Regions from separate parts of the Homo sapiens genome. Here region 1 is linked to region 2. Evidence: chromatin loops called from intact Hi-C (ENCODE). Cell type or tissue: endothelial cell of umbilical vein. All regions are shown on one strand.

Region 1 (2,500 bases), 130 kb after region 2:
ACCACCATGCCTGGCTAATTTTTTAATTTGTTGTGGAGACAGGGTCTTGCTTTGTTGTTTAGGGTGGTCTTGTATTCCAGGCCTCAGGTGATCCTCCTTTATCAGTCTCCTGAGTCACTGGGATTACAGGTGTGAACCACAGTACCTGGCCTTATCATTTTTTATTTTAATAAAGTTAAAGAATTTGACTAGGCCAAGTTAATTGATATGTTATCTCTCTATTGCTAGGTACACACATGTGTTTTTTAACAAACATTTGCTGAGTACATACTATTTGCAAGGAAGGCATTGTACCAGTTGACATGGGAGATGAAAAGTTGAATATGGGCTGGGCGCAGTGGCTCATGCCTGTAATCCCAGCACTTTGGGTGGCTGAGGCAGGTGGATCACCTGAGGTCAGGAGTTTGAGACCAGCCTGGCCAACATGGTGAAACCCCGTCTCTACTAAAAATACAAAAATTAGCTGGGCATGGTGGTGGGTGCCTGTAATCCCAGCTACTCAGGAGGCTGAGGCGAGAGAATCACTTGAACCCGAGACGCAGAGGCTGCAGTGAGCCAAGATCGCGCCATTGCACTCCAACCTGGGCAACAAGAGCGAAACCCTGTCTCCAAAAAAAAAAAAAAAAAAGGAAAAGTTGAATGCAACAAAATTCTTACTCTCAAGTAGGAATTACTCTCAAACTTTCAGTTTAGTCGTGGAGTTGACACTACTGCAACAATTAGTACAGTTCAAAGGCATGATATATGTGCCTCAAGTAAAGTACAAATTGTGGGTGGTCCGAGTAGGTGGAGCTTCATTCAGAGGGTGCAATCAGAATGCACTTAAGAGGAAAGTGACATTCGATCTGGACCTTAAAAGAAGTAGATTTCAACAGGGAAAAATAGGAAGGCATTGCAGGACAAGGAAATACAATGCACAAAGAAGTAAAGAATGGAGTGTTCAGAGCAGCAACGTGTCTAAATTGTTGGATGGGTATGGAAGAGTACTGCAACGGTGGGTGGGAAGGCAAGTTAGGACAAGAGTCCTCTACAGCATTAACAGGTTATCTGTGGATGGGATTATGAAGGATTTTTATTTTCTTTGTAATATTCTGTATATTCTATAATGACCACATATTACTGCTTGGTCATGGATTTTTTTTTAATTGACATAACAGGATTTCATTTGTCGCCTGCCAAGTCATTCCAGTTGCCCCCCTTAGTTATGGAAATGTTGGGAATAGAGTTTACCCATCCTTCTGGTATTATGCCATTCTCTGAAACCCAGGGTAAACAAAGTTGGTCCCTGATGAAGTGGTTGGATAATATGAGGATGGAGCCCTGACCATCTGGAAAGGCAAGGACACATATTCTACCCTGCTCTTTTCAAGATTGATCAGGGTAACCTGGCCAAGGCCCATTATCAGAGAACAGTAATGAGGACCTGAAATAAAATTATCATTAGGAATCAGCAAACCTAAGTTGACATCCTGGGATAAATTTAAGGGCTTAGGCATTCTTGGAGGAAGCACAGCATGTGGCTAAGTTAGAAGCTTCTTGGGATCCAGCTACTTTGGTCCTATGCTGAGAATACAGGAAATGGTGACTATCATTGACTGAGAGGGACTCCAAGAGACCTATAATTGTAGGACCCCAGGTTGGGGCCCTACATGGCTAGGCAGGGCCAGATGCAGCAAGGGCATTTGCCACAGCATGGACCATGCAGGACCATACTTCCACAGAGCCCTGTGAGGCTGCAAGGAAGGAGAGCACTAGTGAAATGGTCAAGCTTCCCACTTCCCTCTAGACCTAGCAATGGAAACACAACTCACCCTTGTCACTCTTTGGATCCAGTAAGACCATAGTGTCTTTTTCTTTTCTTTTCTTTTCTTTTTTCTTTTTTTGAGACAGAGTCTTACTCCAGTTGCCCAGGCAAGAGTGCAGTGGCGTTATCTCAGTTCACTGCAGGCTCTACCTCCTGAGCTCAGGTGATTCTCCCACCTCAGCCTCCCGAGTAGCTGGAACTACAGATGCGTGCCACCATGCCCAGCTAATTTTTGTATTTTTAGTAGAGATGGGGTTTTGTCATGTTGCCCAGGCTGGTCTCGAACTCCTGGACTCAAGCAACCTGCCTGCCTGGGCTTCCCAAAGTGTTGGGATTACAGGCATGAGCCACCATGCCCAGCCCATGGTATCTTTGGACAATTTGGGGAAAGTCTATATTGGACTGTCTCCTGATAGGGTAAGTGAGGATTTGAGAAATTAATTACAAAAATAAAAGTCATGACTATAACAATAAAGTGGTTTTGTGGATTAGGTTATACAGTATTGATCTATATTATCCAAATATTCTGCAATCAACATGTGTTAATATATAATCTGAAAGAAGTTGCTTTTATAAGTCTTATTCTAAATTACCAAATTAGCTTTAAAATATAACATATGCTCTTTGGTACATATTCAAAATAAAAGTAGTAAAATATTAATATAAAGTTTTTTTTACATTGATCTTATAAAACCA
Region 2 (2,500 bases):
TTCTGGGCTGGCCAAGGCCGGAGCCGGCTCCCTCAGCTTGCAGGGAGGTGTGGAGGGAGAGGCGCGAGCGGGAACCGGGGCTGCGCGCGGCGCTTGCGGGCCAGCTGGAGTTCCGGGTGGGCGTGGGCTTGGCGGGCCCCGCACTCGGAGCAGCCGGCCGGCCCGGCCGGCCCTGCCGGCCCCGGGCAATGAGGGGCTTAGCACCCGGGCCAGCGGCTGCGGAGGGTGTACTGGGTCCCCCAGCAGTGCCGGCCCACCGGCGCTGCACTCGATTTCTCACCGGGCCTTAGCTGCCTTCCCGCGGGGCAGGGCTCGGGACCTGCAGCCCGCCATGCCTGAGCCTCCGACCCCCTCCGTGGGCTCCTGTGCGGCCCGAGCCTCCTTGACGAGCGCCACCCCCTGCTCCATGGCGCCCAGTCCCATCGACCACCCAAGGGCTGAGGAGTGCGGGCGAACAACGCGGGACTGGCAGGCAGCTCCATCTATCTGCAGCCCCGGTGCGGGATCCACGAGGTGAAGCCATCTGGGCTCCTGAGTCTGGTGGGGACGTGGAGAACCTTTATGTCTAGCTCAGGGATTGTAAATACACCAATCAGCACTCTGTATCTAGCTCAAGGTTTGTAAAAACACCAATCAGCACCCTGTGTCTAGCTTAGGGTTTGTGAATGCACCAATCGACACTCTGTATCTAGCTACTCTGGTGAGGCCTTGGAGAACCTTTGTGTCCACACTCTGTATCTAGCTAATCTGGTGTGGACTTAGAGAACCTTTCTGTCTAGCTCAGGGATTGTAAAGGCACCAATCAGCGCCCTGTCAAAACAGACCACTGGGCTCTACCAATCAGCAGGAAGTGGGTGGGGCCAGATAAGAGAATAAAACCAGGCTGCCTGAGCTAGTAGTGGCAACCAGCTTGCGTCCGTTTCCATGTTGTGGGAGATTTGTTCTTTCGCTCTTTGTGGTAAATCTTGCTACTGCTCACTCTTTGAGTCCACACTGCTTTTATGAGCTGTAACACTCACCGGGAAGGTCTGCAGCTTCAATCCTGAAGCCAGCGAGGCCACCAGCCCACCGGGAGGAACGAACAACTCCAGACGCACCGCCTTAAGAGCTGTAACACTCACCGCGAAGGTCTGCAGCTTCACTCCTGAGCCAGCGAGACCACGAACCCACCAGAAGAAAGAAACTCCGAACACATCCGAACACCAGAAGGAACAAACTCCAGACGCGCCAACTGTAACACTCACCGCGAGGATCCGTGGCTTCATTCTTGAAGTCAGTGAGACCAAGAACCCACCAATTCCGGACACACTGTGAGTCAGGATCAGTCTTATTATAGCTAATTAGAGCAACCCCATTGCTAAAGAGTTTAGAGCCTGGGTCAGACTTCATGGTAGCAAAGCAATGTTTTATTGTAATAGTGTAATTAGGAATGTGTGGCAATATTTTAACCCCTCCTCCCAAGAGTTCCACAATGCTTTCTTAACATGTTTATAAATATTTGCTTTTGTGCCATTTTAGGGGAGCTTTCCGTACAAACATTTGGCTTTTAATGAGTCATCCACACTCTGATTCATACCCATAAGCTTCCTGCTTTGTTATCAGTGAATATTGGGCTCAGTAACTGCCTTACTTTTATAATTTACATGAATGAATATGGAAAAGGTGGTGGAGGTAGAAAGACATATTCAGGTAAATATAAAAACACCCTGGTTTCTTTACAAGAGATTGACAAATACGGCCCAATACCCTATCATTTAAAGTAAGTGCCAGAATTGTGATGGATTTGTGTTTGGCCTTAAAAAAAAATAAAAATAAAAATAAAAACAAAAACACTTGGATAATTCTACCTGATGTTACATTTTTCTTTTTTTTTTTCTTTTCTTTTTTTTTTTTTTTTTTTGAGATGGAGTTTTCCTCTGTCACCCAGGCTGGAGTGCAGTGACGTGACCTCAGCTCGCTGCAACCTCTGCCTCCCAGATTCAAGCAATTCTCTCTCAAATTGCTCAGAAGCTGAGCAATTCTGCCTCAGCTTCCCAAATAGCTGGGATTACAGGTGCGTGCCACCAGGCTCAGCTAATTTTTGTATTTTTAGTAGAGATGGGGTTTCACCATGTTGGCCAGGCTGGTCTTGAACTCCCGACCTCAGGTGATACGCCCGCCTCGGCCTCCCAAAGTGCTGGGATTACAGGCATGAGCCACTGCGCCCAGCCTGATGTTCCATTTTTCTAATCACCAAGTGTATTTATTAGCTAAGGGTATCCCAGAAATTAAATTACCAACATAAAATTTTACTTGTGCTATTATAATTTAGCTATTAAATCCTAAAATTATCAACTGAAAGCTACTGGAAAAATAAATACTTCTCTTTCTTTTCTCCATATTGAAAGTAAAGAGAATGAGGATCCTTAGCTAAGATTTTAATTAAATCTTTTCTGAGCCAGAATTGCAAAGCTTTTCTTTGTATAAATAAGGACTCGAGTTATAAAGCATAGAACTAGCA

What was found. A loop is a pair of places that touch in the nucleus more often than their neighbours do. Peaks named below come from ENCODE experiments on the same cell type or tissue, not always from the same donor. Only the 100,000 strongest peaks of a DNase experiment are listed, where the experiment ranks them.
Region 1: a loop joins it to region 2, with 17 times the contacts of the local background. A loop is called at or near these places in 3 of 110 quality-filtered maps.

What each region holds. Positions count from the first base shown.
Region 1 is chr2:190,631,440-190,633,939 of GRCh38, reverse strand. The region is part of intron 4 of NEMP2-DT (NEMP2 divergent transcript); the gene reads right to left. It also overlaps a transcript of NEMP2 not described here. Among named protein-coding and RNA genes, the nearest start is that of NAB1, 16 kb to the left of the region's middle. In endothelial cell of umbilical vein, no CTCF peak of the experiment used is centred here; no DNase peak of the experiment used is centred here.
Region 2 is chr2:190,758,902-190,761,401 of GRCh38, reverse strand. It overlaps LOC124907946 (a long non-coding RNA gene), which reads left to right and starts at 901. Exons shown (of 2, transcript XR_007087780.1): 1 at 901-1,310. RefSeq lists an enhancer at 394-1,593. In endothelial cell of umbilical vein, no CTCF peak of the experiment used is centred here; a DNase peak (open chromatin) is centred at 1,521; H3K27ac peaks cover 863 bases.